Linked DNA regions of Homo sapiens: region 2 is linked to region 1. A link is an interaction called in ENCODE POLR2A ChIA-PET data of the cell type or tissue named here. Cell type or tissue: Caco-2. All regions are shown on one strand.

The links. ChIA-PET counts read pairs that join two places held together with the same protein. Peaks named below come from ENCODE experiments on the same cell type or tissue, not always from the same donor. Only the 100,000 strongest peaks of a DNase experiment are listed, where the experiment ranks them.
Region 2: POLR2A ChIA-PET joins it to region 1 with 5 read pairs; 2 of 35 experiments call an interaction of 5 or more read pairs at or near these places.

The regions. Positions count from the first base shown.
Region 1 is chr6:42,460,931-42,464,930 of GRCh38, forward strand. No RefSeq gene overlaps it. Among named protein-coding and RNA genes, the nearest start is that of TRERF1, 11 kb to the left of the region's middle. In Caco-2, no CTCF peak of the experiment used is centred here; no DNase peak of the experiment used is centred here.
Region 2 is chr6:42,135,478-42,139,477 of GRCh38, forward strand. All of the region lies in intron 1 of C6orf132 (chromosome 6 open reading frame 132), which reads right to left. Among named protein-coding and RNA genes, the nearest start is that of C6orf132, 5.1 kb to the right of the region's middle. RefSeq lists enhancers at 785-1,482, 1,178-1,417. In Caco-2, a CTCF peak has its summit at 1,156 (motif pointing right); DNase peaks (open chromatin) are centred at 1,504, 2,114 and 3,257.

The DNA.
Region 1 (4,000 bases):
TTTGGTTCAATTATATATTTATTGATACCTTTTACATAGGAGGAGCATTGAAAAGGTGGTGTAATGGGAATACATTATGCTAACTTGTAACCATTCTGACTACTGAATTCCTCAGCACATTATTAGACTATCCAGTTCACTTTCAAAAAAACAGCGTGGCTCTGATTCATTTGGATTCCACTCATAGTTCCTAGCTCAGAAATGGGCAGAGCTAGATTCACTCTTTATGATTTCCCTGAAAAATAAAGATTTTTCTACAAACATAAACAAGATTCCAGAGACACAACCTTCTTTTTCAAATTGAGGTAAAATATACAGAACACAAACTTAGCCATTTTAAAGTGTATGATTAAGTGGCATTTTGTACATTCACAATCTTGTGTAGCCATCACCTCTATCTAGTTCCAAAATATTTGTATCATCCTGAAGGGAAACTTTACACATAAAGCAGTTAATCCTCATTTCTTCTCCTCAGCCCCTGGAAACCACTAATCTGCCTCTGTCTCTGGATTTACCTATTCAGGATAGATAGATTAGATAGATAGATAGATAGATAGATAGATAGATAGATAGATAGATAGATAGATAGATATAGTAGTAGTTGTTGTTGCCCAGGCTGGAGTGCAATGGCATGATCTCGGCTCACTGCAACCTCTGCCTTCCAGGTTCAAGTGATTCTCCTGCCTCAGCCTCCCAAGTAGCTGGGGTTACAGGCCCCCACCACTACCATGGCCGGCTAATTTTTGTATTTTTAGTAGAGACAGGGTTTCACCATGTTAGCCAGGCTGGTCTCGAACTCCAGACTCGGTCTCAAAAAAAAAAAAAGTCACAGAAAACTTTCTGGAAGAGCTAACCACTTGCATTAAACTGAAGTGAATAAAATACCTAGCTTATAAGTTTCCCATAATATTAAACAGAGTAAAATTTAAAATCTCAATTACTTGTATACCCCGTGTACACTGACATAAATTATCTATAAAGTACTATTTTTTATAAAGGCACTGGAAACAAAGTCATTGGTCATTGGTTTTCTATCATGATGTTTAATATCACGATGTTTAATATCACGATGTAAAATCCTTGCTTTAAGGATTGTAAGAATTAAACTAGCTGGTGCGGTGGCTCACACCTGTAATCCCAGCACTTTGGGAGGCTGAGGCGGCAGATCACAAGGTCAGGAGATCGAGACCATCCTGGCTAACACGGTGAAACCCTGTCTCTACTAAAAATACAAAAAAATTAGCAGGGCTTGGTGGCAGGTGCCTGTAGTCCCAGCTACTTGGGAGGCTGAGGCAGGAGAATGGTGTGAACCTGGGAAGCAGAGGTTGCAGTGAGCCGAGATTGCACCACTGCACTCCAGCCCGGGCTACAGAGCGAGACTCCATCTCAAAAAAAAAAAAAAAAACTAGGCCCGGCGCAGCGGATCACTTGAGGTCAGGAGTTCAAGACCAGCCTGGCCAACATGGTGAAACCCCGTCTCTACTAAAAAAATACAAAAATTACTTGGGCATGGTGGTGGGCGGCTGTAATCCCAGCTACCTGGAGGTTGAGGCAGGAGAATCTCTTGAACCCAGGAGGCGGAGGTTTTGCAGTGAGCCGAGATTGTGCCACTGCACTCCAGCCTGGGCGACAGAGTGAGAGTCTGCCTCAAAAAAAAAAAAAAAAAAAAAAAGAAGGAAAGACAGAGAGAGAGAGAGAAAGCGAGAAAGAATGAAAGAAAGGGAGAAAGAAAGAGAGAGAGGAGAGAAAGAGAAAAGAAAAGAAAGAAAAAAGAAAAGAAAAGTATTAAACTAACAAGATGTTTTCCTGATTTTTAATTTGGTTGTTTTCCTGCTATTGAGCTTTGAGGAGTTTTTCTAGGTACAACTCCTTTGCACATGCAATTTGCAAATATTTTCCCTTAGTCTACAGTTTCATTCTCTTAACGGTGTATTTCACAAAGCCAAAGCTTTTAATTTTAATAAAATCCAATTTGTTACTTTCCCATTTTATGGGTTGTACTTTTTTTTTTTTTTTTTTTTGAGACGGAGTCTCCCTCTGTTGCCCAGGCTGGAGTGCAGTGGCGCGATTTCAGCTCACTGCAACCTCTGCCTTCCGGGTTCACGCCATTCTCCTGCCTCAGCCTCCCGAGTAGCTGGGACTACAGGCGCCTGCCACCACGCTCGGCTAATTTTTAGTATTTTTAGTAGTGTCAGGGTTTCACCGTGTTAGCCAGGATGGTCTCGATCTCCTGACCTCATGATGCACCTGCCTCGGCCTCCCAAAGTGCTGGGATTACAGGCATGAGCCACCGCGCCCGGCCAGGTTGTACTTTTGATGTTAGGTCTAAGAACACTCCCTAATCCCAAATCATGTACATTTCTACTGTTTTCTTCTAAAAGTTGTATAGTTTTACATTTTATTTTTACATCTATGATGCATTTTTGAGTTAATTTTTATATAAGGTGTGAGATTGAGATGAAACTTTTTTGTTTTTAATTTTGTTGTTATTGTTGTTGTTGTTATGTGTTCGTTTGTTTGTTTTTGAGACAGGGTCTTATTCTGTCACCCAGGCTAGAGTGCACTGGCACAATCTCGGCTCACTCCAGCCTTGACCTCCCAGGTTCAAGTGATCCTCCCACCTCAGCCTCCCAAGTAGCTGGGGCTACAGGCATGCACTACCACTCCTGGCTCATTTTTTTTTTTTTTTTTTTTTTTTTTTTTTTTTTTTGTAGAGATGAGCTCTCTCTATGTTGCCTAGGCTGGTCTCGAACTCATGGCTTGAGCAATCCTCCCACCTCAGCCTCCCTAAGTGCTGGGATTACAAGTGCAAGTCACTGTTCCCAGCCTGTTTTTATTTTTTTTGTGGAATATTTTTGTATACAGATGTCAGTTGTTCCAACACCACATGTTAAAAAGATTATCACTTTTCCATTTAATTGCGTTTGTACCTTTTTCAGCAATCCACATTTGTGACTTTATTTCTGGACATTTTATCCTTATTAATTGGCCTGTGCATCTATCCTCTGCCAATAGCACACTATCCAGATTACTGTTACTTTACAGCAAGTCTTAAAATCGGGTAGACCTGTTCTTCCTGCTTTATTCTTCTTTTTAAAAATGGTTTTGGCTCTTCTGATCCCTTTGCCTTTCCAAATAAATTTTAGAATCAGCTTGTGTATACTTACAAAAGTCCTATTGGAATTTTTATTGGAATTGCATTACATCTATAGATTAATGTGAGAAGAATTTGACATTTTAACTAAATTAAATCTTCCAACCCACATTATGTCTCTCCATTTATTATGTCTTCTTTGGTTTCTTTCATCAGTGTTCATACTTGTCAGCATATAGATATCCTGCACAAGTTTTGGTATATTTATACCTAAGTATTTCTCATTTTAAAATTTTAATTAGTATTTTTTAAAATATTGGTTTCCAAATTTTAAAATAAAATATATAGAAGCATGATACATTTTTTTGAGTTGACTTTATACACTGGGACTATAATAAATTCATTAATTAGGGTAGGAGTTTCTTTGGATATTCCTTGGGATTTTCTACATAGAAAATCATCACTTGCAAATAGGAACAGTATTTTTCTTTCTAATCTGTATGCCTTTTACTTTTTTTCTCTGCCTTACTGTACTGGCTAGGACTTCCAGTACCATATTGAATAGGAGAGATGAAAGTGGACATCCCTGCCTTGCTTTCTATCCTAGGGGAAAGTATTCAGTCTTTTACCATTAAGTATGATGTTCACTTTGGTATTTTGTAAATTATCAAATAAAGGAAATTCTCTTTTATTTCTAGATTGCCGAGGGTTTTTACCATTAAGGAATGCTGGGCTTTTTGAAATGCTTTCTTTTTGCTTTGTTTGATATGCTGTTGTCATTTTTACTCTCTGGTTTTTTAATTTGGTGGATTATAATAATTGATTTTTGAACATGGAACCAGCCTTGCATTCCTAGGATCTAGGATAAACCCCATGTGGTCATGAAATTTTTTTTTTTTTTTTTTG
Region 2 (4,000 bases), 330 kb before region 1:
TTCTTTTCTCCCTTGCTCCCCGAGCGGAGGAGCCTCACTGAGTCTTCTGCATTTCTTTGCTCACAGAGTTCAGGGTTGGAAGGAATGTTCTTCCTCCCTCAGCCCCAAAGCTGCTCATGGATCTCCATGGAAGCTGAGGTCAGAAAGATTCTGGGACAGTTATTTAGTTCTTTCCCCACATTCTAGCTAGGTCCAAACTAGAGAGAAAATTAATTTGATTAATTAAATACTTAAATGTCTAACATCTATTAAGCCTGTGTTATGAGCAAGGCACTATTCTAAGCCCTCACCACCCCATGGGGGAAGTACCCTTATTATTCCCAATTTGCAGTTGAGGAAACTGAGGCTCAGAGAGGTTAAGTCCCTTGCCCAAGTTCCCACAGCTGGTGAGTCAAAGGGGCCGGGATTCCAGGCCAGGCAACATGACTCTAGACTCTGATTCCCTCATGTCATAGCCAGCATGGCAGGGAAGGAATGTAGGGATTCAGCGTCTCTCCCCTCCATCTCTTGTTTTTCCTGAATGAGACTTGAAAGTTGGTAAGGCCTAATGGGTGCAGCACACCAGCATGGCACATGTATACATATGTAACTAACCTGCACATTGTGCACATGTACCCTAAAACTTAAAGTATAATAATAATAAAAATAATAAAAAAAAAATAAAAACTTACCTGTAAGCCATCCAAAAAAAAAAAAAAGAAAGTTGGTAAGGCCTGGAGGGGAGGAAATGGGCCTAGGAATCATATCTGGATTCACATCCATATAATACCTGAGGACACTGAACACTTTGTCGGGCTGTTTCCCCACCTGTAAAATGAGGATGATACTTTTCCGGAAGCCTCCCAAAATCAGGAGAGGGAAGGAAGCTAGCCGGAGTGAGAGGAGGGCTGGGGCCCCAAATTGCCAGGAGCCCCTAAATGACTTCAGGAGCACCGGCTACAGATCTAATTGGATTCCTGGGGCTTAGGAGGATTCGGGCCTTAGCTTGGGGAGTTTTTGCCTTGACTAAGAGTAACCCAGAATCCCAAAACAGACCTCTTTCTACTTCTCCCTCACCGTAGATATAGAATGGGGGTGCTGGACAGTGAAGTATGAAGTGTGGCATCCAATCATCGGCCACTAGGGGACCCCCTGCCTTTCAGGGAAGCAGCGGGGGCGGCCCCATGTGAATGTAACTCACAGATGGCTTTAATGAGGCCTTTCCTTGCTAATTAGCAAGTCCACAGGACAGGAGCCTAAAAAGGCCAGTCTTTCCCAGCAAGTCCCAGCAGGCCTGACCTGAGGACCAGAGAGAGGCCTTTGTCCAAGGGCAGAGGGGATGCTGAAGATTCGACTGGAGTGGAGGGGAGGAGGGGCAGGGAGCCACAAAGTAGAGGAGGACGGAACAGAAACGGAACAGAATGGCGCCGCCCCCCCAGCCCTGCAGGTGGGACTAAGGGGGAGGAGCAGAGTGAACAGGGCCCTCGGCTTCCAAGCTAGGACTCGCCACTCAGTGTGCAGACCCCAGAACTTGTGAGAAATGCTGACTCTCCCTTCATCCCGAAACTACCGAAACAAATCTAATCTTAACAAGATTCCAGATGACTGGGTGCACTTTGATGTTTGAGCTACCCCGGACTGGAATGGCTGAGTCATTTCACCTATCTGAGCCTTGCTTCTGAGTCTGTTTCCTCAATTGAGAAGACATTCAAAGCTTTTAGTCCAGAGCCTGGTGACAATAATTACATTACTGTCATTACTCTATTGGCTAGGAGAGAAGGGGCACCTTGTAGCTGGTCTGTAGGGGTCAAGGGCAGGCCTGGCTTTCTGGAGTTGAACTAGAGTGACAAGAGAAGCTTATACAATGGGGCGGCGGAGGGTGTATATGTGTGCACTGGACTGCCGGCAAACCACAGCACACCTCCAGGGAACAGGAGTAAACAAAAGTTGGTAGGCTGGTGCCAGCCTGGCCCTGGTTGGAAATATATGCTCAGCTCCTGACTCCCGGGGTAGGAGGTGGGAGTTTCCCACTCTTTAGCCGGGCCTGAAACAAAGGGTCAGGAGACCCAGGGAACAGGAACACCAGAACCTGCAGCCACACCAGAGGGCACGAGGGTCCTCCTGATAAGGAGCTGGTGACATTCTTTCCATATTTATGTAGAACCTACCATGTGCCCTGCAGGGAGTCCTAAAGGGAAAGAGAATAGCCTTGCTCCATGTGGGGAAGGAAATACCAGGATTCTCATATCTTCCCGCACAAAACAATTCCCCTGGAGCTGGTTAAAAACCCAGAGCCCAAAGGCTGGGCGCGGTGGCTCACGCCTGTAAATCCCAGCACTTTGGGAGGCCGAGGCAGGGGCGGGGGCGGGGCGGGGCGGGGCGGGGCGGGGGAGGTGGATCACGAGGTCAGGAGATCGAGACCATCCTGGCCAACATGGTGAAACCCCGTCTCTACTAAAAATACAAAAATAGCCATGTGTGGTGGCGCAGGCCGGGGAGGCTGAGGCAGCAGAATCGCTTGAACCCGGGAGGTAGAAGGTTGCAGTGAGCCGAGATCGTGCCACTGCACTCCAGCCTGGCAACGGATCGAGACTCCGTCTCAAAAAACCCCCAGAGCCCAGACCCTAGCCCAGAGATTCTGACTTCCTGTGCCTGAGGTGGGACCCTAGGAATTTGAAATTAATTAAATTAATTTTTTTGGGTGGGGGAGGACAGGATCTTGCTCTGTCACCCAGGCTGGAGTGCAGTGGTGCCATCATAGCTGACTGCAGCCTCTATCTCCCAGGCTCAAGCAATCCTCCTGCCTTGGCTTCCCAAAGTGCTGGGGTTGTTTTTGTTTTTGTTTTTTGTTTTGAAACAGGGTCTCGCTCTGCCACCAAGGCTGGAGTGCAGTGGCGCAATCTTGGCTTTCTGCAACCTCTGCCTCCTGAACTCGAGCAGTCCTCCCGCCTCAGCCTCCTGAGTAGCTGCAGCTACAGGTGCATGCCACCAAGCCTGGCAAATTTTTGTATTTTTAGTAGAGACAACAGGATCTTGCCATGTTGCCCAGGCTGCCCTCAAACTCCCATGATCCACCTGCCTCAGTCTCCCAAAGCACTGGGATTACAGGCGTGAGCCACCGCCCAGCCCAGAATCTGCATTTCAAATAAATGTCTGAGGTAGCTGTGAGCTGTCCCATTTAGAGGAACGGGGTAGGAAAGAGAGTCCTCTAGCAAACAAGGGTGTCCCATTGCTGGTGGCGGGTGCAGCGGTGGTAGATAAAGAATCTTGGCTCAGTTAATCCAAGATGCAAGGGAGGAGTCCTGAGTGACTGGCAGCTTTGTCTCCAGTAACAGCCCAGTCCTTTATCTTGGGATTTGCGAAGATCCACATCTCTGCTTTCTCATGCATTTAAACACACACACACACACACACACACACACACACTCGTGTGGCCTTGCTTGGGCTGGGAGAGGGCAGAAGACTTTGTTAGGATTGCAAATGCATTCAGTGAAGCCCTCCTAATTGCTGGAATACATATTAGAGAAATTCTGTAAAGAAAATTTTTTTGCTCATCACCACTCTCACATGACTGTTTGCATTTACCCGCTGTACCCAGCCTACCCTTGTGCAAACAGATTTTTACATGGCTGCAACCACAGAGCAAACAGTTGATTACTCCTTAATTCCCTTACACATCCCTACATTGATTTTCCTCCCTTCCATTCCACCGCCTGTTCTCTAAGGGCTGGATATCGCCAGCATCTCACCCCAGGCTTGAGGGGAATGTCACAGACTCAGGGGCCCTATGGAACTCTAATCCCACTCTCTCTGAGACTTTGAAATAGTCTTTTCATGGCTCAGTTTCCTCTATTCTACAGCAGTGTTAGGAAGAGGAGCTGAAGCAGGCAAGGGCAGGAAGTGCTCCATGCTGGGAACGATCCAATAATAAATCATGCCTTAGAGGAGGGGCCAGTAAACTTTTTCTGTACAGGGCCAGATAGTAAATATGTTAGCCTTTGCAGGCCATAAGGTCTCTTTT